2 separate regions of the Homo sapiens genome follow, and region 2 is linked to region 1. A link is a loop called in an ENCODE intact Hi-C map of the cell type or tissue named here. Cell type or tissue: heart left ventricle. All regions are shown on one strand. Each heading gives the region's core, and the rest is flanking DNA. Links, peaks and the distances in the headings are about the cores only.

What was found. A loop is a pair of places that touch in the nucleus more often than their neighbours do. Peaks named below come from ENCODE experiments on the same cell type or tissue, not always from the same donor. Only the 100,000 strongest peaks of a DNase experiment are listed, where the experiment ranks them.
Region 2: it touches region 1 in a loop (2.5-fold over the local background); 5 of 110 quality-filtered maps call a loop at or near these places.

What each region holds. Positions count from the first base shown.
Region 1 is chr4:113,520,189-113,537,021 of GRCh38, forward strand. CAMK2D (calcium/calmodulin dependent protein kinase II delta) reads right to left here. Exons shown (of 21, transcript NM_001321571.2): 8 at 11,028-11,111. Among named protein-coding and RNA genes, the nearest start is that of CAMK2D, 230 kb to the right of the region's middle. In heart left ventricle, for the core only: no CTCF peak of the experiment used is centred there; no DNase peak of the experiment used is centred there; H3K27ac peaks cover 286 bases.
Region 2 is chr4:113,450,452-113,467,284 of GRCh38, forward strand. It overlaps CAMK2D (calcium/calmodulin dependent protein kinase II delta), which reads right to left. Exons shown (of 21, transcript NM_001321571.2): 17 at 15,078-15,153; 18 at 9,696-9,790; 19 at 6,884-7,112; 20 at 5,275-5,370; 21 at 581-4,064. The coding sequence ends at 5,304. Among named protein-coding and RNA genes, the nearest start is that of CAMK2D, 300 kb to the right of the region's middle. RefSeq lists an enhancer at 1,838-2,385. In heart left ventricle, for the core only: no CTCF peak of the experiment used is centred there; no DNase peak of the experiment used is centred there; H3K27ac peaks cover 94 bases.

The DNA.
Region 1 (16,833 bases), core at 4,059-12,058:
TGAGGTCAGGTGATCACGACCAGCCTGGCCAACATGGTGAAACCCTGTCTCTACTAAAAATACAAAAAAATTAACCGGGCATGGTGGCACATGCCTTTAGTCTCAGCTACTCGGGAGGCTGAGGCAGGAGAATCGCTTCAACTCAGGAGGTGGAGGTTGCAGTGAGCCAAGGTCGTGCCACTGAATTCTACCAGCCTAGGTGACAGAGTCTTGTGACTCTGCCTCAAAAATAAAAATAAAATAAAATAAAATAAAAGTGTTTGTTGTTCTAATTGAGTTCTTGCCTCATGAGTAAGCCCAATTTATCTTTTTAATAAACCTAAATTTTACCTTTTTTCTATGTCAGAGAAAAAAGAAAGGAAAAAATCACTAGCTCTTTTTCTTTGCCCATATACCTAAAGTACTAAAATCATTAAAAGTCAATGAAGAAGTCTTTTTTTTGCGAGACCACTTGAGGGGTGATGATGTGACCTCCAAATGTTGGGTATCTCTCATGACACTAGCAGCCTTTTATGATTACTGCCTACATAATTTTACTGGGGTTGCAAAATAATGATGGCTGGGCATGGTGGCTCACACCTATAATCCCAGCACTTTGGGAGGCTGATGTAGGAGGATCACTTGAGCCCAGGAGTTCAAGATTAGCCTAGCCAACATAGCAAGACCCTGTCTCTTCCAAAAATAGAAAAATTTAGCCAGGTGTGGTGGAATGCACAGCTAGTCCCAGCCACTTGGGAGGCTGAGGTGGGAAGATCACTTGAGCCCAGGAGTTCGAGGCCACAGTGAACCATGATCACATCACTGCATTCCAGCCTGGGCAACAGAGTGAGACTCACAAACAAACAAACAAAATGATGATACTCTAATTATATCATGCTTTCTTTAGACTAAGAAAATCTTGCTCCTTATCCACTTGGTTGGCCTAAGATACAGTTCATATAGGAAAGATAGGCTATTATTTATTTATTTTCCTCTTTACTAGCCAGTTTTTAAAATAACGCATTGGCTCCCCAACATCCCCCAAAGGTTAGGACTTCTGTTGAATTTTGATTATCATTATCAATTCCTGGATTTAAACTTACTTGATGTATTTCAATCTATTATGTTATTTTTCTTATTGATTCTCAATTGCCCCATCTTTGGCTAGTGCCAGCCTCCTCAAAGTGGTTCCTGCATCTGTTAATATAAACTCTGTGGTCCTTAATAGTTTTTCTTTGTGGTATGACAAGATGCTCCTGGATCATCTTGCTTTTTTCCTGTTCTAAACTTGAAATCAGCTGCTATTACAGAAAGTTCTGGTTCCTTTTAATGGTAAATAGTATCTAGAGACCAAGATTGAGCACTTACATGTGCTGTCTTGGAGCTACAGTTTTCTTTGAAAAATAAATCAAGAAATAAGGAGACAGAAGAGAGAATGGAGCAAAAATTACAAATTAAGAATGACTAAGAGACCTAAGAGACCAAACAAGATTATGACAGGAGAGGATAAATAGGAAAATGACTAGATATTTTGATGTTACTAAGCAATAATTATTAAAATTTTAAAACTAATATTACTGTCATATTTAGAGTCCTTTTCTTTTAGAGATATACTTTAAAATATTTATAGATGTATTGATACAATGTTTCAATTTGGTTAAGATAATATTGGAGTGGGAAATGAAAGGGAGGAAATAGATGAAATAAGATTAGCCATCAGTTTATTATAGTATTCTCTCCATTTTATGTTTCACATGTTCCATGACAAACAGTTAAAACTATTTTTGATAGAGTTGGTTCCATATACAGGTAGATATTAAAACTAGTTTTCCTTATCTTATGTATATATTTGTGCTTGGGAGATGCTAGAGATGTCCGGTTAATAAGACTTTTGAGAAGCACTGATTACAATTAGGTAGAAAGACTATATCATCGAGAACATTCAAAATTGATTTTAATAAAAGTTAATGTTAAAAAAGTTGTTAAACCTATAATCTTGTTAATAATTAAACATTCTAAATGCTGTTCTTACAAAAGGAGAGATGAAGAAGGAATGTTGGAGAACTCTGAGAAGATAGTAGGAAGTTAATGGAAGAATCTAAGACAGTTACTGAATATTCTAAGTAAATAAAGGGGTACATTATAAACTTATAAGCAAAATGCATGTGGAACTTGGAAGTACACAATTAATTACATGAGTGATAAGTATGGCTCTCTCTTACCTTGTTGTAGTATGATTAATGGAAAATCATCATACATTTCAAGTAGAGAAAGTGCTCAACTAACACTCTGACCTAAATGGCCAATGAAGGGCAGAACAAAGAGCTAGAAGATCAATGCCAGCAAGATAGGAAGGCATGTTTCAGAGGATGGAAACTATCTATGCCATGTAGTAGGAGTGGCAAACTGACAGGCCTTTTGGCAGCAGGCAGGGATGAAGGCCTGCACCTGTACTGTGTATGGGGTGGGGTGGTCACCAGGGCGGCAGCTGTGTTCATGTGTCTGACAGGTACAATTACTATAAAAGAGCAAAAGCATTGCATCACCTGTTCTTTTGATTATTTTAGAGAAGCAAGAAACTGATAGTTTTTATAGAAATTACTTGCTAATAAATTATAAAGATAAATAATTAACATCAACACTCATAAGAATAAAATGTCCGCATGTCTGACTAAGACAGCAGACTGCCTGCAATGGAGAGAATGTTTGTACGGCTCTCAAAATTCATATGTTGACATCCAAATCCCAATGTGATGGTATTTGGTGTGGTGGGGCCTTTGGGAGATATTTAGTCCATGAGGATGGGTCCCTCATGAACAGGAACAGCACCCTTTTAAGAAGACGGCAGCTAGCTAGCTAGCTCTCTTAACTACCATGTGAGGATACAACAAAAAGTTGGCAGTCTGTAACCCTGAAGAGGGCCCTCACCAAAACCTGACCTGACTATGGTGGCACCCTGATCACAGACTTCCAGCTTCCAGAACTATGAGAAAGAAATTTCGTTGTTTATAAGCCACGCAGTCTATGTGACTTTGTTATAGCAGCCTGAACTAAGACTTCACCTGTTTGCAACCTCTGACATATCCTGTAATAATCCTAAAAACTGCTCTCCTAAAGGAATCTGAAATTAGCTGTGGTAGTATTGCTTAGCTTTGGTGTTGCATCAACATCACCTGGTGCGCTTGTTAAAGTGCAAATTCCTGAGCCTCACCTCAGTGAATCTTTTTTTTTTTAAATTATGCTAAAAATACCTAACATTAAATTTAAACACATGACATTAAATTGTACATAAAAAAGGTCCCGCACAGTGACTTTAAATTGTACATAAAAAAAGGTCCCACACACTTTCAATCCCAGCACTTTGGGAGGCCGAAGTGGGCAGACTGCTTGAGCTCAGGAGTTTGAGACCAGCCTGGGCAACATGGCAAAACCCTGTCTCTACAAAAAGTAAAAAATTAGCAGGGTGTGGTGGTGTGCACCTGTAGTCCCCACTACAGGGGAGGCTAAGGCAGAAGGATAACTTCTGCCTGGGAGGTGGAGGTTGCAGTGAGCTAAGATGGTGCCACTGCACCCCAGCTTGGGCAACAGAGCCAGACCCTGTCTCGAAATAAATAAATAAATAAATAAATAAACAAACAAACAAATAAATAAATAATTAGTACATAAAACAGATCTTTTTTTTTGTTGTTTTTTTGTTTTGTTTTGTTTTTTAAAGACAGGGTCTCACTCTTTTTCACCCAGGCTGAAGTGCAGTGGCATGAACATGGCTCACTGCAGCCTCAACTTCCCTGACTCAAATGATCTTCCCGGGCTCAGCCTCTCGAGCAGAGTAGCTAGGACTACGGGTGTGTGCTACCATGCCCGGCTAATTTTTTCTGTTTTTGTAGAGGTAGGGTCACACTATATGTTACCTAAGCTGGTCTCAAACTTCTGGGCTCAAGTGATTCTCCCACCTTGGCCTCCCACAGTGCTGGGATTACAGGCATCAGCCACCATGTCCAGCCAGATGCACAATTTTTAAGTGAACAGTTTTGTAGTACTAAGTACATTTACACTGTCATGAAACAGATCTCCAGTTTGTTTTCATTTTTCAACACTGAAACTCTATATACATGAAACACTAATTTCCCCTTTCTCTCTAGTTCTTGGTAATCACCTTTCTATTTTCTGTTTCTATGAAAGTGACTGTTTTAATACTTCATGTGAGTAGAATCATAATAATATTTGTGCTTTTGTAACTGGCTTATTTTGCTTAGCATAATGTCCTTGGGGTTCATCCATGTTGTAGCACGGGACAGAATTTCCTTCTTTTTTAAGGTTGTATAATATACAATTATACGTATAAACCACATTTTGTTTAAGCTATTTATCTGTCAATGGACATTTGGGTTACTTCCACCTCCTGGTTGTTGTGAATAGTGTTACTATGATCATAGGTGTACACATATTTCTTCAAGGTGCTTCTTTCAATTCTTTTGGATATATAACCAGAAGTGGGATTGCTGCATCCTGTGGCCCCAGAGAATCTGATTCAATGGTCCTGAGGTAGATCTCAGGAGGGTGCACTTTAGGTCACTCTGAATGAACCATGTGGTTTGTGTTTCAGAGTTTGAAAAACACCAAGTTAGGGAAACCAGACATAGTAAATGTAGAGAAATTTAAGACAGTGTGTAAGTTCAGAGTAAGAGAATATTGGTAAAGACTATGATTGGGAGTAAGGCTCCATGAACTGAAGACTGTTGGAGATGTGGGTAAGAATGGATGAAGGCAGAAGGCTTCTAATCTGGAGGCCTATCTGTGATTGGCCAAGTGTAAGGTAACCTCAGAACTGGTAATAGCAACAGAATATCCAGTAGGCTTGGGATTTCAAAATGACTAAAGTAACTGATAATGACTTACACCAGCTGAAATATGAAAAGGTTAAACCCCAGAAAACACATCATTGCTGAACCTAAATTCACCACACAAGAAAAGAAGAAACATATTCCATAAAATTCCCAAGGTTTGTCCGAAGTCAAGGTACATTTGTGACAGCCACTAATTTATTATCACTCATAACTGTTGAGAGTGATACCTAAGTAAGGCAGAAAAGTAGCAAGACAACACATATGTACATAGGGTGCGGGAGAGACCTATGTTATAGGCTTGCATTTATTTATTTATTTTTAGGCCAAATTGTAGAAGAAGCTCTGTTAGAAATTTGTGATCCAGTGACATCCACAAACATTTCCTCATCCCATTAGGAAATTATGGAAGCAGTTATACATACAATTAAGTCATAAAAATCAATTTACTGCTGTTAATGGCAGAACACAAGGCTATGTTCTTGCTTCATTAATGTTTATTATTTGCTTTCCAGTAATGGAATAGTTGCTTCCAAAGAGAGAGTACAGGTCAGACCATACTCTGTGTGCGATCACAAAAGCAAGGTAATGTTGGAATTCGAGATTTCCTGTGTGCAGATAATTGCATGATTCTAATAAAAATAATGTACAGGCTTGTTTTAGTCATTATACCAATGCCCTGCTTCACTCTGCTCTGCTGTAATGAGGGTTCAGAGCTTAATTCATATAGAAGGCTAGCTGCCTTTCTGCTAAATGGCTTGTTTTGCATTTCTTTTGTTTTCTGAGTAGTGTAATTTTTTACCACTCAACCCAGTGTCTACTCTTGAAAATAAGTCACTACTTAATTGGCAAGAGACAGTGCTAATGAATGGCTAAAAAAGAGTTTCCCTCAGGATAAGCCACAACCTAAAAGCAACCAAATAGTGTGTCCATTACTGTGGTGGTGATTACAATGATGATGAGTTTAAGGGTACATCACCTTACAAATAAAGTGAATTAATGTCACTTTCATGTCACACGAGTGAGGTGATATATAATAAAATGGTAAAACAATTCCAAATCCCACAACAATGACCAAGATATGTAACAAAAGAATACATTATAATGTTCTAGTGGGAGTCATTTCCCCTCAACATGTGATATTAGAACACTTAAGACATTTTCATAGCTGTGTGATCTCAAGTGCATTTCTAGACAAAGCGTCCACACAGTCTCTAAAGAAATGGAAATTGGTGGCACATACATGCTCCAACTGGGGCAAGGCTCATCACAAAGGAATTTGGCTGTTTGCATAATATTATGTGAAGAAAGGATACAATATAGCAAGGTGAAAGGTGGCAAAATTGGGGTTAAAAATCTATGAGATGCCCTATGGCTATAAGTTTCTAAGGAGTCATTCTTGATGTGTGTGTGTGTGTGTGTGTGTGTGTGTGCATGCATGTATGCACATGTGTACGTAGTATCTATCTAATATTTGCTTAACACCTAACAAAATGTTATATAGTTTAGAAAACAAAGATGGAAACTACTCTCTACCTATCCTTTTTCCCTCTTCCAGACAAGAAAGTTAGAGCTTCTAACTTATAAGTTCTCTCACATTTCACAGATATGAAATCTCACTATTATAAGATATTCCATTATTTTAAAAGGTTAGATATATGAACTGTATTACAGAAATGTACTCAGACAATCCACATAAAATCAAATATTCCAAAGTAATATTAAAATTGAACATAGTGTGTTTTGTGAGTCTAAGACAGTGAATCCAAACTCTGATAATACATCATAGGTTATTAAAAATGCAGTTGCCTGTGTTTACCACAGATCCACTAAAGCAGAGGCCCATGCAGGATCTGGGCATTTTGATAGAAAGGCATATGTGGTTTTACTGTGCTTTTTTTTTTTTTTTTTTACTGTACTTTGCAGATATTGCATTTTTTACACACTGAAGGTTTATGATAACCCTGCATTGAGAAAGTCTGTGGTGCCATTTTCCTAACAACTTGGGTTCACTTTGTGTCTCTGTGTCACATTTTGGTGAGTACTGCAATATTTCATGAAAGGAAGAGTTAACTGATGTGGCAAACTTCATTGTTGTCTTATTTTCAGAAATTATCACAGCTTCCCCAACCTTTAGCAACAACTATCCTGATAAGTCAACAGCCATCAACACTGAGGCAAGACTCTTCAGCAAAAATATTGCAACTTGCTGAAGACTCAGATGATGATGATGATATTTTAGCAATACAGTTTTTTTTTTTCTTTTTTCTTTTTGTAGAGATGGGTCATCCTATGTTGCCCAGGCTGGTCTCAAACTCTTGGACTCAAGATCCTCCTGGGTTGGCCTCCCATAATGCAAAGATTACAGGCATGAGTCACTGGGCCTGGCTATTTTAAAGTATTTTTTAGGTAAGGTATGTGCATTTAGACATAATGCTATCGTATACTTAATAGACTATAGTACACTGTAAACATAACTTCTATATGTACTGGGAAACCAAACAATTTGTGTGACTCACTTTATTTTGATATTTGTTCTATTGTGAGACCAGAAATTAAACCCATAATATCTCTGAGGTTTGCCTGTATATGCTTCATCATTGATTTTTCTGCACAGCCAGAGAAGAATCCCTAGCATAAACTATTAGCTTTTTGGGTTTCTTTTTAGTGGATCTGATATTCTTCAACACCAATAAAACTTATACATTATAAAAAAAGGTTTTAAATTTTCAAAAAATTCTTAATTTTTTTGGATTGACAAATTATGATTGAATACATTTATGGGGTATAATATGATGTTTTGATATTTACAGATATACAATGTGGCATAATTAAATAGAGCTAACTCACCTATCTATCACCTCACTTGTCTATCATTTTTTATGGTGACACATTTGAAACATGAAAAAATGTTTTCGATATAAGAACAAATGAATAATTTATTTAAATTCTTTGGCAGAGTAAAATATGATTCAGAAGCTGTGAAATCTGTCCATAATAACACCTTTTACAAAATAAAACAAGGGAAAATAATTTAAAAGTAAAGAAAGAAAGCAGAGAGAGGGAGAGAGAGAATTTGGTATTCAGGTCATCAGATGAGGGCATTCTACTGATAATCACGCCAATAATGCTGAGTTATATAATACACTTTGTTTTTTAAGCCTACTATAATGCATATATCAGTTATCTAGAAACTTCATTTATAAATAAAGACTTTGTATAATAATAGCAATGATAACTATCACTTACTGTATTTAAAAAATCCTCTCTGCAGTCCCATGAGGCAAGAACTTTGATGATCTCCATTTCTAAGAGGGAACTGAGACACAGGGACTAAAGAATTTGTGCCATGTCATACAGCAAGTGAACTGAGAAGCTAAGTGTGTTCTCTTAACCACTATACATACTGCCTCTTACCTATGAAGTAGACAGGAGGGATGAAGAAAAAAAGTAGAAAATAGGAAGGAAACTAGGAAAACAAGGAGAGATAAACACAAAGGCAGAAGAGGCTGGAAAAGGCCTTTGATGAAGCAGGCAAAGAAAGAGTATGAAATGTCCCTTATGCTGAGTCCTGCTTCCCTTGGTTACTGACTATTGTATGCCACACTATCCCTCTAGTGTTCAAGGTCCAAATGCAGCGTTTTAGCTACAACCCCCTATCTTTACAAAAATATAGCTTTATCATGTTTTAAAAATACTTTAAAAAATATGATTGTATCCTTCACAAAACCTGTCTGTGTCTGCCTGAGTCTCAGGCCACTCTGTTGCTTTTTAAATTCATCAGCAGAAACAGATCTATGTATGCTGGGAGCTGATTTATTGCAAGGAAAATATCTGAGATATCTTCCATTAACATTTAGATTTGAACAAAGATATTTTGTGACAATGCTCTAATTCAAGGCATTTTAGAGTTCATGCCTTAGAGTTCATGCTTAGAAGATACTCTCAGGTAGGTAGCAGGAAGACAGAGCTTGGGGCATTCCTAAGACCTTACCCATTAATTAAGTAGCAATTGTCAATTGTCTTCCTTTAAAGTGCACTGCATTTGACCCTCCTACAATTCAATGAGGGTAACATATTCCTATTTTACAGGTAAAGAAACCAACTCAGATATATTAAAGAGACTGGGTTAGTAGGTAAAACGTAAAGACTGAACCCCAGGGGTTGAAACTATAAATATAGTGCCCTATTTTACCACTGCCTTCCCAGGCATGGAGGTAACTCTGAAAGCCCAAGATTCAATCAGTTTAAGATCAAACATCAAGTTGTTACCAAAGAGGTAAAGCTGACAAGAAATATAGTGAGGAACAGCCTATCACTATAAAGTAGTGATGATGAATTTATTAACTTTTTAAACTAAAACAAGTCTAAAAAATTATTTTCAGAATCAAGTAAAGTTTTTTAAATCAACTTTTCCAAGCTTGCTGACAAACACCAAAGGCACTGAAATCTGTCTGCAGCACACTAAAGCCAAACTATGATAGTTAGGTATCTACTTGTAGGCTGGTAGCAATGACATAGTATCAGGAATTTAGGTGATTATGTTGATAATCTTAGTAGGGTAATGTTGCAGCATTCTTTCAGTCTTTCCTGTATTCAAAATATATGTTGAAACATAAAAATTCCATTATAAAAACTGTGGGTGAAAATCCTCCCCATTATATGTCTTTGGGCCTGCATAGGATACTGTTTTTGATTTGAGTTGGCTGATAGAGGCCTAAATCAGACTTCTGTCCCCTCGGGATGGTCAATTTCATTATTTTCCAATATTTACTAGTTCACTCTTAAACTCTGCCAAGTATCATGGGCAAACATAATACTTATTGGAAGGACTGGCTGGATCCATTGAGAAGATAGCAGCATAAATACATAACCACTAGGAGCAATGCTCCACATCCCTGTTATCAAAGTGTTCCAGAAAATGGCAGCATTAGCATCACCTGAGAGTTTGTTAAAAAGGTAAAAGTTTCTATCCTGGATATACTGAATCAGAAACACAGCAATCTGTCATTTAAACAGCTGTCCATGTAATCTTGCTGTAGACTGAGGTTTGAGAACTTCTACTGTAAGTCGATCACTAGAGAATATCAACTTCAAATTTAAAAGATATTACAGGGTGAGTATCCCTTATCCAAAATGCTAAGGACCAGAAATGTTTCAGATTTTGGATTTTTTCAGATTTTGTAGTATTTATACATACATAATAAGATATCTTGGGGATGAGACCCATGTCTAAACATGAAATTCATTTATGTTTTATACACATCTAAACACATAGCCTGAAGGTAATTTTATGAAATATTTTAAATATTTTTTAGCATAAGATAAAGTTTGGACTGTGTCTGACTGCAACCCATCACATGAGGTCAGGTGCAGAATTTTCCACATGTGGCAATCAACGTTGGCACTCAAAACGTTTTGGATTTTGGAAGCATTTTAAATTTCAGATTTTTTGATTAGGGATGTTCAACTTGTATTTTAAATTATAAAAATTGTGGTTGTTATAGACAATATTTGTGTCCCTCATAAAATGCATGTGTTAAAATCCTAACTCCTAATATGATGGAAGGAAGGAAAGTGAGGTCTTTGGTAGGATGGAGGCCTCATGAATGGGATTAATGCTCTTATAAAAGAGACCCTGGGAGCCCCCTCTCTGTTTCTGCCATGTGAAGACACAAAGAGAGGATAACTCTCTATAAAACTAAAAGCAGGCCCTCACCAGACACCGAATCTCCTGGCACCTTGATTTTGAATTTCCCAGCCTTCACAACTGTGAGAAATAAATTTTTGTGGCCAGGCATGCTGGCTCACACCTGTAATCCCAGCACTTTGAGAGGCTGAGGCAGGTGGATCACCTGAGGCAGGAGTTCAAGACCAGCCTGGCCATCATGGTGAAACCCTGTCTCTACTAAAAATACAGAAATTAGCCATGCATGGTTGCACGTGCCTGTAATCCCAGCAACTCAGGAGGCTGAGGCAGGAGAATTGCTTAAACCTGGGAGGCAGAGGTTGCAGTGAGCCGGGATTGTACCACTGCACTCCAGCCTGGGCGACAGAGCAAGACACTGTATCAAAATAAATAAATAAATAAGAAATACATTTTTGTTATTTAACCCACTTGGTCTATGACAGATTGTTATAGCAGACCAAATGGACTAAGACACTAGCTTATCACAAAATTTGCTTCAAAATATAATTGCTTACCACATGCCCACATATCCACTGGCTTTCCATAAGGATCTTTACGTAAAACTTCTGGAGAAAGATATCCAGGTGTGCCAGCAAAACCTAGGGAAAAGAGATGTTAATGAGTCACAGTTGATTTGACAAAACAATATGAAATGGGAAACTAAGAAAGAAAAATATCGGGGGCTTCTTTATCTGATTATATGTTTTTCAAAACACAACAAGGTTCTCAGAGCAATAAATAGTGTAGACTTTCTCTTTATAGAAATATCAACACTAGTATGCCCTGCCCTGTAACTCATTTGAAAAAAAATACATCTTTTTTTCCAGATATGAAGGCCAATCTACTATGCTGCAAAGTCACTGTGTATACTTAAGGCCACTTTTGGTTAGCAATTCTTATTGTCCTTTATGTATATGGGAGTTAAAACTACACCTGAAAAGAAATATGGAGAAGAACTCACCAGGAGAAGATATAAGTCGAAAATATATCACAGAGCTCACTGTGTACTGTTAAATAATCAGTATGTACTTGTAACTGGCAACTAAAGAGAAGATGCAGGAATATTCAGATGAATCACTACTGAACAAGTATCAACTAGACATTCGACTTAAGAAGGGATGTGGTAAGAAAAACTAGATGGGGAAAGAAAACTTCATATTATACATATTGGTATAGAATTCAATAAGTTACACTTAGAAACAATTTATAGCTAGAATCTAGAGTAAAATATTTATTTCTGAAAATAACAGTTTTTTAAATAAAAATGTTTACTTGAAACATACTAAAAATAACTATCCTCATTTGGAAGTTTTCTTTAAAAGCACAAATAAACTAAAAAAAACTTTTTAAAAGTATATATAATGGAATTTCTCCAACCACAGATCACTGATGAAACACACTGTATACTTATTGAAATGCAAAGTGTCCAAGAAAGAAACTTTTTCCCCATTTCTGTGACAAATTTATACTTATTAAGTACAAACAACATGCAAAGAGGTATTAAAAGACAATATATACAACACAGTTACTTCTCTGAACAAAAAAGAAAATGAGGAAAAAAACTTTGCACTTAATCTTTTTTCTTTTCTATTACCATTCTTCTTTTTCTGTTTGTTTTGGGGGAAGATTGGATAGACAATGAGAAGGGATTCCAAGAAAAGACCTGTATGTTGCAATTTAAGCTTCAAATGGACCCTGGGTAATCCATCTGTACCTCAAACTCGACTTGAAATAAATATTTGGTTGGTAGTTGTGAGGTACAGAGAATTACTGAGCAATAATGGTGGTTCCACTGCCTAAAGCTTGAAGATTTCCTCAAGGAGTGATATGCACTCTGTGAATTCCAAGGTAGAGATGGACACAATTGTTTTAAAGAGTTTGCCAGCACTTCTGTCCCCTCCACTCTCACCATCCTTCTCCAACTTCTCTAGAGTTGACAGGCAATGAGACTCCAGTGAGAAATCGATGCTAATGTCCAGATTACATCCAATGTTCTTAGTGTGCACTTTCAGATCCTTTATCATCCGGCTACACTTCATTCATTCAACATGATTTCATTCTCCTTCTGAGCCCTTGACCTGACTAATCTCTTTAAGGTCTTTTAAAAATGGCCTTCTCAGTGTCACCCTTGATACTACTTTTTCTGTTCCTTGAATCCTCAATATTTTTTCTCTACCTCTTTTCTAACAGAGAGTGGCTCTAAGTTATTTCCATCTTAGAGCTCTCCTTAGTTACCTACAGTTCTCGGTGGTCCCTTCTCACCCTGAATTTCAATGACTCTTTTATATACAATCTGTACTCTTCTGTCTAAATCAGTAAACTTTAATAATGTATGATTTCAATAACTTAGAATACATGGCCAGAAGTACGAAATGTTAACAATACCTCTCCTAAGCTTCCCTAAGATAGGGAAGTAAGTTACTATGTGAGGAAGAAATGAAAAGATCATTTAAAATATAAATTATTACAAACCTCTTCTGGAGACTAAAATTCTAAGAGAATACCAGCATGCTCATTCTTATTTAGTTACAACCATCATTTGAGCAGTCAATGGGGTCCTTACCCCAAGAATATTGAAGCATATATCTAAATGCATGGACGTTAGGAAAGAATGTACGGTACAATGTGACCTCATAAATACAGACATATGGGGGGTAAAATAGAGAAGACCTTCTCTGTGGGAAATTAAACTTGCAAGAATCTAGGATTATCATACTACATGCCATCAATAGAAAAAGTAATGAGAGCTTGCCTTTTTTAGGGATAGCATATGTTTCTTACTTTGAAAAACCAATAAGAAAATCAAAATAGATAACACAAAGAGAAAAGAGAATTACTGACTGTTGGAAATGTATCCATTGTAACACATTGGCATAAAAAGAACCTTAATATCATAAAAAAGAGACATAACAGCAACAAAGCAAAATAATTCTTCCATGAACCAAGATCTTGGTAGTTATCTTTTTTTTTTCTAGCAGCAACAAAATGCTAGAAATGTATTGCAAATAACATGTCCAGTTCCATAAGAGAAACAGAATATATTTGAATATTTCTTTTTGGTAAATTTTCTAGCCATCTTATCAAGTATAGTGACAGGGTGTTTACTTCTACCAGTTTTGGCTAGTATTCCAACAGACCAGACTAGAAAATGAAAAGTAAATATGGGAAAAAACAAACAAGTTGGGACTTGAAAAATGATAATTAAAAAAAAAACAATAAACAGCTTCCATAATGCTTTGTATTATCTATTATGTTGTTTCGTATACATACTATGTTTTTTCTTATTTGTAATGGACCTCGTATATTTATTAAAATAAAATTATGTAAAAGCCTGAAGCTCTGGTATTCCACATAATGAAGAAAGAGTCCTGCTCTTTATCAAAATTAAAATAACAAAGCTTTTCCTCCATAAACACTGATATTACATTTTGAAAGATAAAATTAATCAGTAAAAATATATGGGACTATAATGGCAGATCATAATGAATAAACATCAAAACAGGTCATTCATTATTAAAACATGCCTTTACTCCTAATACTTAAAATATATCTGGCAGCTCATCTGAAAGAAACGTAGAACACCACATCTCCTTTTTTCTCAGATTACCATGAAGATTCGCTTGAACTTGAGAAAAGAAAAAGAAAGAGAAAAAAGAAGTATATTCTCCCAAGTTTAGACACTCTGTTTTTCTGTACTTCTGAAATACTGAATTGCCTTAGAACTTAAGATGTTGCTTCTTTTAAAAGTTATTACTCTAACAGGTACCTTAACAATAACTTAATTGCTGATAGCACCATGCTGATGAAGTGGAAATTTTATTGCTGAGCTGTCACTGCTTCTTTGGGACCAGCTTGTTTTTAGAAATCAGTAACAATTTGAAAATCTATGTACTTTTATTTGGATGCTATTGCTTTTACTGACCTGATATTCAGTCCTCTACTCACTGATTCACTAAACAACTCTCACTGAATATGCAAAGAATTATGTCATTGTTTCACACCAAGACAATTTTGAAAACTTATTGAACATCCTTTATAGCTCAATCAAGTTTCTATGGACTATTTCACTCAATCTTATAACAGTCCTGTGAAGAAGTGTTTATTATCCCATTTACAAAGAGGATAGTGACCTCACAGATTTAAAGTGACTTGCTCAATATCATACAGCTGTTAAGAATCAGAGCCAAGATATAAATTCATATATTCTGATTCATAAAGTAAAATTTTTTCCACTACACATAGCCCTGCTCTCAAACTATATGTGTCATAGCAGAGGAGATAAAACATTAAGCTCAAAAACAGACGAGATTTAAGGAGCTTGATTCCAACATTCTTGTAATCATCAAACATAGCTGCTGATGCTAATTTGAGCCTCAGACCTGATAACAAAGGCTTGTCTTATTCCTGATATCCTATCATCATCTTTACCAATTTCTGGCAATTATATCCCTGGGCCTAAGTTCCCATTTTTGTATCCTGCCTCATACCCCAAGTCTCTCATGAAGTGGGGTCCTGCTTTGCTCTACACAGGACTCGAGTCCTGTCTTTGAACCCAATGTCTGGGACTTTCATGTTTCCTAAACAGATTCCCTTAGAGTTCATATTTCCTGTCTGATCTGTATGTTATTTGGAACTTGCTTGCTCCTACACCCTCCCTAGTCAACGCTATCATCATGCATAATTTGAACGATTGTTTTAGTCTAACTGGGTCCTTGCTTGCAGATTAACTATGCTTAAATCATCTTCTATACTTCTACTGGAATCATTATTAAACAACATACACCCAGTTATGTCCCTCTCTTCTAAAAATGTTTCACCAGATCCCAAAATCTCTAAGGTGAAATCCAAATCCTTCAAAAAAACATAAAATCATTTCCTGCCTCATTAACTACTACTCACTCGAGTATACTTTAGCTTTATCAAACTTCTTGTTTTACTGTAATAGAAAAAATAGTTTCATGCCTCTGAGCCTTTCCATGTGCAGATCCCTCTGTCTGGAATGCCTTAATCTTCTTGCATGACAGTGAGCAAAGTCCCATTCATCCTTTAGGCAACCATAAGTGTTAAGGCAATTATTGAACCTCTCTCCAGAGGCAGGTTTTTGTACTTCCTGTCTTGTGTTCCCACAGCACCTCATACATTCCTATGTTAAGATACTTCCACCCTGAATGGTAAATAGTTATAGATACAAAAGCCTTAGCTCCTCCAGGGTCAGGACTTCCTACTTAATTTATGTATCTCTAGTATTTGCTTTGCCCATCTCTGTGATAGCCCCACTACTTCCTGTTCAACCCTTAACTCCTGTTACAATATATTCTTTCTGTGTTAATTGTACTCTTTTCCAGGATACAGAGATCATCTGAATCTCTAATTTACAGACCTAATCTAGGCCCTACCTTCGTTCAGTTTGCAGTTAATGGGTACAAGCTTATTAAAAAGTTAAAATATTATAAACAGAATGACAAGTTTGGAGGTATTAAATTCATCTAGGATTGGAGGGTAAAAAGATAATGTAAAAGATAATATTAAACATGAGAGAGACTTCAACCAAGAATAACTGTCAGGTACTACTGAAAAAGGACAGGCAGCAGGAACTGAGGTCCTGCATTAGGCTGCCAGGGAGGCTTGGCACACCCTCCACTCCCAGTAACAGCTGGGGCAGAAAAGGGAGATGTGGTGAATCCTGGGAGCCATATGTACATCTTGGGAGATGTGTACATTAGGGACTCAGAAAAGTATTTGCATATAAAACAAAGAAATAGCATGTTTTTAGTCCTCTATTTGTTGTTGTTGCTCAGAGGAAAATAAATCAGAAATGAAGGGCATTAAAACAATTATCTAACCTCAACACACCGAAAGTCAGAAGACAAGACAGGCTTGGGGAGAGGTTATATTTTTGGAACTATACATGGGAAGTGGGTTGGATATTGGAAAATGGCAGAGAGAGGCATATGAAAATTAATGAGTAAATAATTTATTCAGACTGAATATTGAAACAAAACATAAGTCTGGTTAGAAATACTATAATTTAAATTTATTTAGAGTTAATTTCTTCCTTAATTGTAAAGAAGCAGAAATTTCATCATATAAAAATTTCTAAATTATCAGAATTTTTGAGAGGAAACTGGCATGTTGAAGACATACAAAATAACTAAGGTGAAATATACACATAAATAGATGCTTCATAATTTTTAAACAATCTTTAAATCATAAATCATAAAGTATTATATGTGAAATATCCTGTGTTTCTTGAGCATCTACTATTTACACAGCAGTTTTTGGCATCATATGAGGTTGTATGCAAACAATCAACTTTCTTTC
Region 2 (16,833 bases), core at 2,949-10,948, 71 kb before region 1:
CCACAGGAGCCAGCAGCAAACTCATGGGGCAGATGTGAAGTATGTGTGTGCCTGGTGGGGATAGGGGAGTGCCTGCTCCCTTCTGAAACAGGCAGCAGCTTCTCTGACTGCTGCTGTAGTGAACACAGAACCAGTGGGGCAGACCTTACACTTTTTCAAATTAATTAAGCCAGAAATCTTGACTTTTACATGACATATCCAATTTTTAAATGTTGGTGACATTTAAAAAAACATAAAAACACTTTTTACGGACAAACAAGAATTTTTTTTTTCTGTTGTAAAGCAGCAAAAGCCTAAATGCAAATCCTTCTGGAGTACAATTACTGCTTAATCTGTTATCAACTTTTCCTACTCCAGTCTGCAGGAGAACATTCTAGCTCTCTTCTGAGAATTGGTTTTGTCTGAGAGAAAAGCAGGAATGCTGTAAATGCTTCCTGCTGCTTTCTCAGGTTAGGGTGGTTTATGACAGCTGTTGTTCAGTTCATGGACACATGGTCTAGTACGCTGATCTTCATTGTAATCTTTTTGTACATTCTCACCTTTAAAAAATCTGATAAAAAGACCACAGAGCCATGAAAGGTTCATAGAAGTCAGTAGAATTTTATTCAATGAAATCACTCGAAAGCTGTGTCATCTATGTTTACCCTTAAATTATAATTTTTTACATAAAAATTCAAAATTTGGGTGAAGATTAATATTCCTTGAAAATTTCCTTAGAATATACTGATTTGCTACTACATTTCATTTTTCCTACATTCAGCTAGATGACCACTTCATTTGGTGTCTCTCAGCCTTCTGCTGAGACATTTGAGTCCGAGTATATCCTCAGCATTAACAGTAAACCTACATAAAGAGGGCAGCCCAACAGCAAAACAAGAGTTGTATACCCTCGTGAGCAAAGAATAATAACAATAGGAATATTAATGTCAGTGATCAGAATAGTTATACTGCTACCATTTAATTTCTATCAAATATCATTCTAGTCACTCTGTACCCATTAATCCTCACAATATCTTTATTAAGTTGGTATGTTTATTCTCATTTTACAAATATGGAAACTGAGGGTCAGAGGGAAGAGGTAACTTGCTCAGAGCATCAAGACAGTGGTGAGAGAACCCATCATTAAAACAAGGACTATCTGGGTACCCCTTGAGGCTTCTGTTATCAAAAGGGCTTGGCCTCAATTCAACAACTATTTATCAATGATATCTCCATTCCTGGCCTTGGTTTGGGTTTAGGAATGCAATGATGAATACACAGTTCTTGCCCATGGAGACATTATACTGCAGTAGAGGAGACACAAATAGAAATATATTTTCAAAACAATGTGGTTGACAGGAGAGGTAAATACAATCTATTATGTAGGTTTTGAGAGGGAAGGCAAGCCCAGAATAGGGCCTAGGAAGGTTTGCTGTGGAGCATGATGCTGTACACTGAATCTTAGGAAAAAGTAAGAAGTCGGGAAAAGAAGTAGGGGAAGAGACTATTTATTCTAGGTAAGAAACATAAACAACATGAACAGCATAAACAGGCATGTGAGCAAGTGTGATGTTTTTAGCAAATCAAAAGAAGCTGAGCATCCATGTATGCTCAAGTTCAAGCTGGGGAGTAGCAGGAGCTGGGGTGCTTGCCTGTATCCCAGAAATGATAACATCAAAGTGTTACAAGGACAGGTTCGTATTAAAAAAAAAAAAAAAAAGCAGCCATGTGAAGGCTGGATTGGAGGGTACAGTTTAGAGAAGCTTTTAGGAGTCTTAGTTGTTAACTATATTGTTCTCAGCAACATTTTCCCAGAAGAGACCATTGTTTTGCTCACAGAGAACAATTAACTTGCCATTCTCACCAAGTGCAAATTGTTATGTACTAAATGAGACCAGAGTAGGACACACTGCCCTTGACACTGGCCAGCACTATGCAGGCATACATACAGTACCTCTTCTGAAGAAATAAAGATGGACGCACTGTCAGCAGAAATCACAAATTTATTAACTCTTAAATATATCAATCAGTCCTTTACCATTATGGCAAGAAATATATACAGTGTCCCATGGTAAACTGCAGTGTTTCAAAATGATAGAAGATAATAAATGTGTAATTCATTTGTGGTGGAGAGAACAAATCACAATTTCCTCACATCTTAGTGCGGAAGACAAACTTGATCTACAGTAATACTTCAACACCACATGCTAAGTTAAAAGTGTAAAAAAAACACTCTACATCTATTTTTTTTTCTTTAAATACATGTATGCCACGTATAGCTGCTTCACAAAAGGGTAAAAGAAATTAAAAAGAGAAAAATGAGGCCATTATTTTTTCACAGATCTCATTGGCAGGTTAACATGGCTCAATATATTTACTGTATATATTTATTTTAAATATATATGTTGTTTTAAATTGTGTAATAATTATCAGAAAAGCTTCAACCCATCTACCATACATCCACTAGCAATAATATCTAAGATGATTAGTAATCAACACAGAGAGGTGAGATGAGAGAAAAGAGGAAGGGTTGTTTTTGTTATTTTGTTTTTCTTTTTTGCTTCTGCTTTAAAAATAGGCTTCTGAGGACTGTGAATTACTATCGTTAAAATAACAATGATGGAGATTCCATGCACTGTAAAGCACTTCAGGGAAGAGAACAAAAATCACAGGAATTGAATCAACAAAGGAAAAATGAGAAGCACAAAGAAAACCTAGGACATTTCCCTTTTTGTTTTAAACTGGGAAATTCTAACTCCTTGGAGGAAGACAATGATACTCTGATTCAAGAGAGAAGCTAAAAAAGCACAAGTCACAAAGATCAAGTTCAAAACACTTATGAGAATGGCAAACATTTGTAAGCCTCTCTAACACTAGAAAACTAGCTAGTGATGATGCAGAAGTGACCCTTTCATTCCCCAAGGCGGAGGTGAGTGCGTTTGCATAAAACCCCCTCTGCTATCAAGTTGGTATCCTCCTGGCAACTGTCCCAATCAGTAAGACGTTGCAGTCACAGGAGGAACTTGCTTTTATCCTAACTTTAAACAATGCAAATACCTCCAACATAGTTAGGATACCTAAGTCCAAACTAGAGCTTAAGCAGAATTATAAACCTTTAAAATCTTGACAACATTTTTGTGGGCCCTGAAGATGATCAAAAGTGCTAGTATAGCTACCTTCAAAAGACTTTTATTTCCCTTTTACATTCATTATGCAAATTTCACTTCTATTCTTTTCTCACACACTACTAGCCAGCCTCCCCAAAAAAGGAAAAGGGAAAAAAGTAAGAAAAGAATGGAACAAAAGAAAAATAAGAAAGCAAACGAAAGGAACAAAGAAACAGGATAAAGAAAAGAGATCACAGATTTGAGAAAGAAAAACAATTCAATTCAGCAAATTCACCAAAACAATGTGAATATATCCTAAAGTGATTAAACTCAGAAATGATGTGAATTTTTCCAGTTTACACAGTTTGACCAAAAACAGCATGGCTTTATGTGGTAGCAAACCAACTGATTCTTGCTTCTACTTTCATAAGTGATTTTGCCCACATATCATCCCACTTTAATTGTTAATCAGCAAAACTTTCAATGAAAAATCATCCATTTTAACCAGGATCACACCAGGAAACTGAAGGTGTATTTTTTTTTTACCTTAAAAAAAAAAAAAAAAACCAAACAAACCAAAACAGATTAACAGCAAAGAGTTCTAAAAAATTTACATTTCTCTTACAACTGTCATTCAGAGAACAATAGTTCTTAAGTCTGTTAAATCTTGGCATTAACAGAGAAACTTGATGAAGAGTTGTACTTGGAATATTGTGGATTTTTTTTTTTGTCTAATCTCCCCCTATTGTTTTGCCAACAGTAATTTAAGTTTGTGTGGAACATCCCCGTAGTTGAAGTGTAAACAATGTATAGGAAGGAATATATGATAAGATGATGCATCACATATGCATTACATGTAGGACCTTCACAACTTCATGCACTCAGAAACATGCATGAAGAGGAGGAGAGGACGGCCCAGGGTCACCATCCAGGTGCCTTGAGAACAGAGAATGCAGAAGTGGCACTGTTGAAATTTAGCTGAAAGGAGAAAGGGGGAGGAAGAAATAAATTATATTGTTTTACAAAATATCATCAAATTGCTTTGCCATAGATTTGACTAGGCTACAGTTTTATAACTTGGCTAACAAATAGATTGAAAACACTATGTATAAGAGATGTTTGCTTGTGATCATTACAAGAAGAAACATACAATGTTACACAAAGAGAGTATTAAATTAGAAGATCAGTATTAATTATTTTTTCACACAAAGCTAAGCTAAAAATAAAGAGACAGAGACACAGTCTTCAGTCACATTATTAAATCTAAGTATACATCTTAAGCATTCCTGTTTACTGGACAAATTAGTAAATGAATATAATCCTTTTGTTGAAATAGACTTAAAATTCAAGTTCATCCTTAGCTTCTGTTATTATTGTTAGATTCCTTGGGAAATGAAACCTAGAAGTCAATTTAACAAGGAATATAGTCTCGAAAGTAGAGAGAACATGATTACTCTCTTTAATTGGAGATCTCCTTTGCTGAAAGCAACAGCTGGGAGCACTATTTGTTAAAAGCTCTGATAAGGTTTAGTTCTCTGAATGAGGCAAATATTCACAACAGCACCATACATATCTGAATGCTTGTAACCCAAGTCTAAGAAACAATTAATTAAAAACAACAACAAAAGCATGAAGTTAATTACAGTCAACTTTCAATTATCCTCTGGAATTACCCATTTTGTGAGTTTTAAATTTCAGCTTGACTTCCTCCTGTGGCCTGTCCTCATGGTCAAGTACCATTATACTCAGTCAGGCACAGCAAATTGATTTACACATTCGCCATAGCCAGCTGCTTACAGAACTGCAACCTCTTGAAAGAATGGTTAAGACACCAAAGGATTCTAAAGCTTAATATAAATTAAGTCCGGATAATTGAGAGTTATCTGAACTGACCCAGACATAATTTACTTTTGATGTGAAAACTTCAGGATTCTAACATGACACAATCCACATGTTGGAAAAAATTCTTTTCAGTGTTTATTACCTTTAAAATAAGGATTATGCTACCAAATAGGGCTGAATGTTAGATTCAAAAGCTCATGCAAAATTGCTATGAATTTTCAAAGACCTTGTGCGTTTTTCATTGAATATTATGCAATAAAAAATATCCTCAAAAGGAAGGAAAACAGCCATGCAGCTTTTCATTCAGCTCCAGTCACAAAGTATCACGGAGCAGGATGTTACTTACAAGACCCATATGTGAATGGTTTTCAGGCCTTAGATGTTTTGCCACAAAGAGGTGCCTCCTGAGAAGTTTTCTTTCCCATTTGGAATACAGGGTGGCCTATTAAGAGAAGCCCCATTTAAGCCACCTGGCATAAAATGAAGTTTTCTTGAATAGGCTTCATCCCATAAACACTTCAGGGAACTGCAAAAAAACCTAAACCCCTGGTACTGTATGAATGTAACCCCTTCTATATTAACTGGCGATTTGTGCTGTACCTCTTTGGGGTGAAAAACACACAAAAACGGGTGTCTTCATTATCTTCATATTCCTCTTGTGTTTTTCTCTTAATTACATAGCTATGGTTTTGGGAATAAATTTCAGCCTATTGTTTGGTTTGGTTTGATTTTTGTCCCTGTTGACCCACTTTTTACAAATCTAACAGTGATATATAATTATTAAGGCTATACAGAAGGCCTCTGAAAACCACTGTGGTATGCTACCAAACTAAGAAATCATGATGGATTCTCTGGAGTGAGTTGAATGGCTGTTTGTATGAACCCCCATTCCAAATCTCAAATATTAACAGGTGATCCTGGTGAGAGAATTTGGAAAGAGATCAACAGTGGACCCAACTTCTACACTGAGTTTAAACTCTTCTTGTTTTCATCTCACTCCACTTTACCAATAAGCCTATTTTCAATTATTCCTCTTTAGTTGTAACCGGCCTTCCTTACCAATAATGTTCTATCATATTAAACTAAATCCTGATATTGTACTTTTCTTCATGATGCTCATTTAGCTTGGACTATCCATCCTCCTTTGCTTTTTCAGTCTATGTCTCTAAATTCTACTCATCATTTAAGATTTTGTCCAAAATTCTATCTTATATACAAAGTGTACTTCCAAACTGTTATAAACAGTTTACTACACTGTTCATTAACTCTACTGTATTCTGAAGTTGATGATAAACTTTATTATATCATTTTTTTCTTTAGAATCAATGATTGGCTAAATGAGAATACATGTTTCTTGAAAGCAATATCTTGTACTTTGTGTTGAATCTGGCACAGATTAAGCACCTAGGTGATTCACAATAAATATGTGCCTAATCGCTGACTGGAAAAGCAAATGATATCTGAGGTAGAGTGGTGAGGTGAGAATGACATTGCACTACCTGACAATGGCCTTTTAAATGCTGTCTCTCTAACTGAGCTTTAGGGGATCATCTATGAAATGAAACTCCTGATAATATATTGGCCATTTTAGAAACTCCTCCCTATGTTTTCCTCTGATATCCCCTTCTTCTGTCAATTGAGAAGATGAAGTCACAAATATTTTGCCTTATTATACAAGTCCTCTAGATTTAACCCTGTGAGATTTTGATCACGTAGTCTCTCGTCCTGTCTAAACCTATCATATACTGCTCTATAGCAAGTTTCAACCCACAAATGGCTGATCTGATTGATCTTTCCAGAGAATCATAAACCTTTCCCGTGAAGGCATTTATTTTCATCAGTGTAACCAACTACTAGCGTTAAATAACATATACCATGCTATTAACAATGGAATAAGTAGAAGGAGCTGACCATGGGTGTATTAACAAAGAAGCTGACAGCCTGGAAATATTTACTTGATGGGTACTGTTGGTGACCCCGAGCGATGAAAATGAACATTCTGCCACTTTCCATCCCGGCGGTGCCACACACGAGTCTCTTCTGACTGCATTGTCTTTGGCATTCCACTGCCATCCATGTACTGTGTGAGCCTAATATATGCTATGCAGGCGGCATCATCCCCTACCAGATGTACATGAGGGTTTAGAATAATAGTGTGGATTGGTTTATTGCTTTTGGACAAAGCTGAAAGAGAAAAACATGAAAAGCAAAATTTAGTTTCTATGTAAAGGAAACTAAAACCAGTAATAACTTCAGTTAGGACCAATGAATGAAATGACATTTATTCACTCACTAATTAATTAGTTAATTAATCTACTATTTGTACTAATTGGGTACTGGGCACTGTACAAAGCAAAAAAAGAATGAAAGTGGATACAGTCTTTATTTTATCTGGTTTCCTTTACAGGCATTTATATGCTCTCTGGAAATTTTGATTGGGTGAAAAAGCTGGAGAGATATATTTATTTACAATGGAAAGTGGTTAGAAACAGAAATCACAACATGAATAGAAGTGAAGAAGGCCTGGCCCAGGTGTGCCAAGCACTGCCCCTGTCTTTTCCAGGAATGAACTGCTGGGACAGCTGACCAGGGATCTTGTGGTGGTGGTTGTTTTTGTTAGTTGGTGAAGTATGTGGGAGAAGGGAAATATATCAAGTTTCAGGTATAGACATCACTGTCTTCAAAATAAGGCTGGTGGTAGCCTTTGAACAAGCCTATGAACTTGTTTCTCATCTCATTCTCTGACTCCTCCACATACTAGAGTCCATTCCATGATAGTCCACTGTGATCATCTGATAAACATTCAAAATGTGGTGTTGGCACATAGCCTGATTCTGGTCTTCCAGCTCTTTCCCTTGACTGAGTAGCCCTCACTATGCTCCAGCCTCTGGTTTTGACAGTAGTTACCAATTCTAATTATTCAGTCACCAAGAGATACGAGGAGGATTTAGTGCACATCACTTATTGATGCTGTTTCTTTCTTAGATCACTAGAAAAGGTTGAATTGTTTTTGGCTATTATCCAAACATGCTTTCCATTCTCAGAAAACATCTATTCAAATTATATAAAATATTATTATAGTCACCTAAATACCCCATTATGAAGGAATTATATTTATGGAACATGATATATAGTGTTATACTGAAATAGGTTAAAATATTAATGAGTTAATTCTTTCATTAGGGATCAGATGGTGTCGATAGAGAGTTAGTTGGAGGAAACATGAGATGCTATCAGAACACTGGAATATAGGGAATATGATAACATTTACTGAAATTTTGTTAAAGAGAATTTATCAAATAGTTCTTTTTGTTTATTTGTTTGTAAATGTCTAATGCATATAAGAAAAAGTAACTCATCCAACACATCTTAATTCGAAAATCCATGCCAAGGCAGACATTCTTATCAAAGCTTATAATTACTGAAAGTGATGTGATTATCCTAATCATTCCTATAATACATTTCTTTTTTAATTCAATAAGATCTCTGCAAAAATAGTAAATTCCCTTAATGCAAGATGCAAACACAGCATAATGTCTAATGTCATTAGGTGTAAGGAAAAAGAGAAGGATAAAGGGAATTCCTGGTTTACATTTTTCTTGATGACCTGAAGGATTTCTGCAGGATGAACTTCTTTTGTCACCTTCTTTGAAAAGTGGCTGTTTCCTCTGAAACTACCACAAGTCTTAAAATTTGAATTGAAAGATTTATCTGATTACTCACCTTCATTTTCATTTTACTTTGAAAATAAGCATCACATATGCTTGAAAGCACTCTTCTATGTTAAATATTTTGGCATGGTGTGGTTTTTAAAAATTTTTTCCTCCTATTTTTTCTTTTTCTTATTTTTAAAATTTGAGACAGGGTCTCGTTCTGTCACCCAGGCAGGAGTCCAGTGGCATGATTATAGCTCACTGCAGCCTCAATCTCCTGGGCTCAAAGTGATCTCTCATCTCAGCTTCCCAAGTAGCTGGGACTATAGGTGCTTGTCATCATGACTGGTTAATTTTTATATTCTTTGTAGAGATGGGGTCTCACTATGTTGCTCATACTGGTCTTGAATTTCTGGCCTTAAACTATCGCTATCCTGCCACCTCAGCTTCCTAAAGTGTTGGGATTACTGGCATGAGCCAGCGTGCCTGCCTAATTTTTTTATATATAGTTTTATGAAAATGTGAAATAACATTTTTTGTAACTGCTTTATAGCTTATATTATACATTAACTGCAACTTGCTTGAAGTGTATTCAATCAACATTACTTTTTTTTTTTTTTTTTGAGATGGAGTTTCACTCTTGTTGCCCAGGCTTGCGATCTTGGCTCACTGCAACTTCCACCTCACGGGTTCAAGCAATTCTCATACCTCAGCCTCCCAAGTAGCTGGGATTACAGGTGTGCGCCACCATGCCCAGCTAATTTTGTATTTTTAGTAGAGATGAGCCTTTACCATGTTGGTCAGGCTGGTCTCAAACTCCTGACCTCAAGTGATCCACCCGCCTCGGCCCCCAAAGCACTGGGATTACAGGCATGAGCCACAGTGCCCAGTCAACATTAATTTTTTTACAAAGATATTTTTTAAAACACACCAAAACTGTAAGCCAAGCCTGACATATTTTTTTTTCAATTTTGAATACAAAACCATTGTATGGTTTCAAATGCTGGATGAAGGTAAAAACTCTCATTGTAGAAAAGAGCAAAATAATCTGCAAATTTGGGAAAATTCAGAGAGGTTTAAAAAGGGCATGTTATTAAATTAGGAATAAATGTACCATTTTCAAAGTAGAATCGGTGAAAATCCATCCCTTCCACTAAATTACCCAAAGCTTCAGGTTCAAAAGCAGTAAGGCCTGGGTCACAGATTTTTCTGTAAAAGAAAAATAATGAAAACAACCAATTAATAGGTGCTTTAATGTGTTTTGTTGTTTCATGTGTAAACATTCTGATTTACCAGTCACTGAAGGAAAGAGCCTCTAAAAACACTTACATACAAAAGTTCTATCATAAACCTTGGCAAGGTGGGTTGAGGAGCAGACTCTTAAAAAGACATTTTGCAGAGAACTCTGATAGGAACAAACTAATTTATCCAGTTCAAGCAGATGATAATACACAATATTTTAGGAGGCCCCTTTTTATAATTTCTACTTTTTTATTTTTAAGGTGAATTTTCCAGTTTTTCTAACTCTTGATTGAGGTTTACTATTTTTTAAAAATGCTCTCCAAGTCCTATTGTCCAAGTGTAAGACACTCTCCAAATCCTATAAAACTATCTTTGATTCTGAAATTAAATACTTCTGCAATAATAATAATAATAATTATTATTATTTTTGAGACAGGGTCTTGCTCCATTGCCCAGGCTGGAGTGTATTGGTGCAATCATGGCTCACTGCAGCCTCAACCTTCCAGACTCAAGCAATCCTCCCGGCTTAGCCTCCCTAGTAGCTGGGAGTATTGGCGTACAGTACCATGCTGGGTTAATTTTTAAATTTTTATTTCTAGTAGAGATGGGGTTTCCTTATGTTGCCCAGGCTCGTCTCGGACTCTAGGCACAAGTGATCCTCCCACCTGACCTCCCAAAGTATGGGATTACAGGGGTGATCCACCATGCTTAGCCTTGGAATAATTTTTGATGGACCACATATCCTACATTCATGTCAAACATGTATATTACAATTGACTTGAAAGAAAGTATCACACCCTACACTTCCTGGCAATGTCCACAAGACTTACATCTTATTATTGTGTTTAAGTTTATTTTATTTTTAAAATGAAATCAACAGAAGGTTCAAATGCTCATATTGGTTTTCTTTCTTAATCCTAGAAATATGATTCAATAAAGGGGTGCACAATTTTAAATATTTGGAAAAAACCAATGAGCTTTCTTTGGAGAAATTTATTTATTCAGTAAAGAATTGCTGAACACTTACTATGTGGCAGATATTCTTCAAAACAAGCAATTATACAATAATCAATACTAGAATAGATGAACAGGAAAGGTTTAAGAGAGGAAGAAAATTTGAGCTGGGCTTTGAAGAATGAGTAAGAGTTTTCCAGGTGTGTGGGAGGTGGTGGGCAGGGGGAGGACAGCAAGTGCAATGGTCTGCTGCTGTGAAAATGCAGAGTATGCTTGGGGAATGATGACTGGTTGCTTGATATGGAAAGCAGGGTCACTGTGTTATGTGTGTAAGGCCCCTGGAAATGCAGAGAAGAAAATATTTCCTTTGGGCCTATGGTGATCAGGGTAGGCTTCTCAGAGAAGGTGACAAGACCTGGATTTGAAGAATGAATGGGAGTTCACAAGGTAGATCAAATGGAGTACAAATCAAAGGATTTTGGACTGTTTATTAATTTGCCCCAAAGGGTAATACAGTGGATGGGGCCACATCTAATTTCATAGAGAAATTCCCCATTTGGGTGGAGGGGGAGCAAAATTTTTTAAATGTTCAACAGAAATACAAATTTCAAAAGTCTAACTCACTGTAGTTCCTCAAAGTGCAGTACTGTTTATAGAACGTGGAACCGGTGTTATTTAAAGAATACCTTTAAAAAGTAGAAATCACAGTGGATATCCTTTGTGCCTTAAAGATGATGGGGGCAAGGATTACAGTAACCTTCACTTCAGATTGCCTGCTGGGCAGGCATTTTTAAGCTTAAAATCAAATATATATAGTCTCTTTCTAAGAAGCAAAATGGGAAGAACAGCGTTCCTATGGTAACAAGAATTTATTCTGCCAGGGGCTATTACTTCCTCTATAAATATGGTTTTTGGTTGTCATTATCAGTGAACCAAAATTTCTTACTGCCTTACATCAGTACTAACATAATCTGGGAATCACTGTGCCATGATGGATCTTCTTACCCAGCCATGAAAAAGAGTCAGTATATTTGGAAATGTGTGTGTGTGTGTGTGTGTGTGTGTGTCTGTCTGTCTGTCTGTCTGTCTGTCTGTCTGTCTGTCTGTCTGTCTATCTATCTATCTATCTATCTATCTATCTAATCATCCATCTACCCCATAAAAGGCTTTGTATTAATGAAAGATCCACAAAGCTGCCATTTGACATGTGGGTGTGTGTGATCTGAACAGGTGTTCTAAGGACCAGCTGACAGGGATCCACCAGTACATTCTACCATCCCAAAAGCTCTCGAATGGAAGCCCTGTTGGATTAGCTCTGGCTGGAAAGTACAAAATCAGGCCAGATTATAAGTCTCCATAGGCAAAGATATTAGTGAACTGGTATGATCCCAAGGTTTAGCATTATTTAAAATACCCTATTTTAAACTGAGAATATAGGAAACATACACTTTTGCCTGGCTACAATTGCTCCCTATATAACAGTAGTATCTGTTTATAAATTTAGAAAGAATATAAAAGAAGCAGGAAAAAAATTCATACACAATTTTACCTCTCAGAGGCAACTTCTTTTTAACAATAACAAACACAACTTTTTATCATTCCACAAGGAAATGCTATTGCAAAAAAAAAAGATTTTTTAAAAAAGAGAATAATCTTATTCTTTGGATAATCATATGTATCTAACAAGGATATAACAGCAACAAGAATTTTTAAAAAGCAGGTTCTATGGCACAGCTATAAACAATTGTTTAATAGGGAACGGTTGTCTCTGAAAACAGACTTCTTCTTAACTCCAATTTTTACTATTTCTTTTATTCCAAGTATGTCTTATTAGGTCATGATAAAGAATGGATACACTCATACATAAGTATATGCATGTGTTTATACATATATGCACACATATTTAAGTTATAAGAAGAAGCTCCTGATATAGTTTGTCTTACATTTAGCTAATCTCGTCCATATTTTATATTTTGTGTTTATTTATAACTAATGATAAAAGTAATACTTGCTTATGTAAAATTTGGGAAGAATAAAAAAGCAGGAAAAAAATTCACACATAATTTTACCTCTCAGAGGCAACTTCTTTTTTTCTTTTTAAAATCTAATTTGGCATGTTTCATTCCACTTTTAATACTTTTTATTTATTTATTTGTTTATTTTTTGAGAAAGAGTTTCACTCTTGTTGCCCAGGCTGGAGTGCAATGGTGCGATCTCAGCTCACCGCAACCTCTGCCTCCTGGGTTCAAGTGATTCTCCTGCCTCAGCCTCCCAAGTAGCTGGGATTACAGGCATGGACCACCACACCTGGCTAATTTTGTACTTTTAGTAGAGATGGGGTTTCTCCATGCTGGTCAGGCTGGTCTTGAACTTCCAACCTCAGGTGATCTGCCTGCCTTGGCCTCCCAAAGCGCTAGGATTACAGGCGTGAGACATCGCACCTGGCACTTTTAATACCTTTTACTTTTTTAGTTGTAATAATTATGTACATAGTCTTTTAAGTCCTGCTTAATTTTCAGTAAAAACATCATAAATATTTTTCCAGGTCGCTAGAAACTCAACATAACCATTGTACCAAAGATGATTTAATGGGAATGGTACTGTTGGGCATATACATTGTTTCCAATTTTTCACTATTATGAATTTTGCTTCAGTATATATCTTTGTTCACAAATTTTTGTTCATGTTTTACATAAAAAATTTATACTTGTTAAATTCTTATAAGTAGAATTATAGTATTACAGTAAAGTGAGACTTTATAAAAGCTTTCAGGTATATAATAACAGATTATACAACAAAATATATTACTAATCCCCCCATATCTGCCACCACCACCACCCTGAAAGTTTGCACCCAATTGTGTTTTATTCCATGGTGGAGGAAAGTCACCATTGTCCTGCAGTATCTGCACCTTGCTGGCTATCAGCAGAATTTACATCTCTGCTGACTTTATAGGGAGAAGAGGCTCTTGCATTCAAGTTTGTGTATACTTAATTAGTAAACATGAATATGCCTTTACTAGTTTACTTGTCATTTATATTTCCTCCTCTGATAATAGTCAGTTCATGTTCTTTACCTATTTTTCTACTTTTCAATCATATTCACGCAATATAAAAAATTAAATTTTGATATATGTTTTGCAAATGTTTTTCTAAGTTTGTCTCTTTTATTCTTGGTTTTTTAATTAAAGTATACACGTTTTATCTATTTAGGTATAATCATATTATGTTCTCATTTATGATTATATCTTCAGCTTTTGGATCTTTCTAGCCAGAGATCAGATTCAATCTCCGTTTTGCATTTTAAGTCTTTCACTGGGGTGGAACTCATTAGTTGCATGGTGTAAGGAGAAGGCCCTATTTAAATTGAATGCTTTATTTTAACTTCAGCAAAGTAATTTCCTTCATAGTTCCTATGATCCAGGAGTTTATAAACTTTAAATAAGCATTAAAACCCATTCTTCAAGTAAAGTTTTCCTTAAGATACAAACATATAAAAGAGATGCAGATAAAGTTGAGCTGTACTGGCTGAAGAGAGAAGGCTGCCTCATGTCACCTCCTAATCTCTTTCTCTGCCCCAGAACCTCTGCAGAACTGCAAGGGAAAACATTTCTTAAGCTGAAATGCACATTTTATGTACTTTCATATTTTTTTGTGTGTTTGCTCACATGAATTGCTCTGCCTGGACTGACCTTTTCTCATCTGGACTTCTGTATGTGTGATGTGGGAGTGGTTATACATCTGTATATTTACAAAGAAATCTCCAATCGTTGGATCAGAAGTCAAGCCTTCTCTCTGTGAAATCTTTTTTCTTTTCTTTTTTGAGACAGGGTCTCACTCTGTCACCCAGGCTGGAGTGCAGTGATGTGACCATGGCTCCATGCAGCCTCGACCTCCTGGGCTTAGGTGATCCTCCTGCCTCAGCCTCCCAAGTATGTGGGACTACAGGTGTGCACCACTATGCCTGACTAATTTTTAAACTTTTTGTAGAAACGGGGTCTTGTTTTGTCACCCAGGTTGGTCTTGAACTCTTGGCCTCAAGCAGTCTTCCCACCTTGGCCTTCCAAAGTGCAAGGATTACAGGTGTGAGCCACTGTGCCTGGCCTCTGAAATCTTTTCTCTGAAATTTTCTCTGAAATTTTTCTCTCCTAGGGGCACTTAGTCATTTATGAAATAAAACTATTGTTAACATATCAAACCTTGAATTAAATATATGTGAATTCAGACATGTTGAATAATGCATTCATATAAAAAATATATTTACCATATGCATGAAAGCAAAGTAAACGTCCGCTACTCACGTGTAGGCTTCAAAGTCCCCATTGTTGATAGCTTCGATCAGTTGTTCAGTGACTTTGATAATCTCTTGCTTTCGTGCTAAAGGCAAAAATATGGAGTTGGGTAAGAATAAAAGACAAAAGTCATATTAAATATTCTTTTTCATTTTTAATTTTTGAGATAGGGTCTCACTCTGTCACCCATGCTGGAGTACAGTAGCGCAATCACAGCTCCCTACAGCCTTGACCTCCTGGGCTCAAGTGATCCTCCCACCTCTGCCTCCCAAAGTGCTGGGATTACAGGTGTGATCTGTGCCCTGCCAGAATCTGCATTTTAACATGACTCTCAGGTGACCTCTGAGTACATTCATGTTTGGAAAGCACTGCTATTTTCCATTTGTTTGAAAACAACAGTCACCTGAAAGGTCGGTCAAGGCTATGTTTTTTAAAATTAGTTTTTACTAAGGCTGGGCAAAGTGGCTCATGCCTGTAATCCCAGCACTTTGGGAGGCCGAGGTGGGCGGATCACCTGAGGTCAGGAGTTCAAGACCAGCCTGACCCACACGGAGAAACTTCATCTCTACTGAAAAAAAAATACAAAATTAGCCGGGCTTGGTGGCGCATGCCTATAATCCCAGCTACTTGGGAAGGCTGTGGCAAGAGAATTGCTTGAACCTGGGAGGTGGAGGTTGCAGTGAGCCGAGATCACGCCACTGCACTCCAGCCTGGGCAACAAGAGCAAAACTCCGTCTCAAAAATAAATAAATAAATAAATAAATAAATATAAAATAAAATAAAATAAAATTAGTTTTTACTACCTTAACTTGATTGGATTAGTAAACATATTTCTCTTCATAGTTAACAAGTGTTATTAAAAACAATCTTAAAAAGTATCATTCTAATAATATGTCTATCTTCAGAGTAAAGATGATATCTTGCATTGAGATATTGAACTTTATATAATTATTTGCATTTTCTCACTTTTCTGCTTGACAAACTCTACAAAAGGATGCCGACACTGTGACTGGCCTTTGTTTTTAGACAAATGGCCTTTAGTAAACTCTACAAATTGAAGAAGTGACATATGAATCAATACTGTAGATGTAGGCAGATAATAAGATGAAAGCCTCCAGGTATAGCTGTCAAACCCAACACCAATCATGATTTGTTTCTATTCCTAGCCCATAATTGGTGAAATTATTAATAGTGGTTTGGCTCAAATCCTATCTATTCAGTGAATTTGTTTCTACTGACATCTGCCTCAAGTGTTCTTTCTCTTTTTTGAAAGCCTGCAGCATCTGTATCACTCGGCAATTATGCATATGCTATCTCTTGATACCTTCTTTAGTTTAAAACACATTATTACTTGTTTTAAATTGTTATTAAACTTTCTGTACTGTGTAATGTGTCTTCCTTGTTAACTTAAAAGCTTCCCGAGGGCAAAGAACATTTTATTTTCTTGTATAGCCTAAAAAGCTTTGTTCAGTGTCTTTTATGGAATAGATGCTCAATGTTTGTGAATTTAATCAATTGAGACTAATAAACTTTTCTTGATTTCAGAACACTGTTCTCTTATTTATAAAATTACTGCATGAAATATTTTAGAAATCAAATTTTACTGGATTTTAAGAATATTGCGATATTCCCTTAAAATCACTGAACATAGACTGGGAATCACAAAATGTTACTTCCCATCTTATCTTACTGAGGTAGTGAGGCTATTGATCACGAAGAAAGCTGACCTCAGGTTTTATTCTTTATTGACTAAAGAAACCAGTTT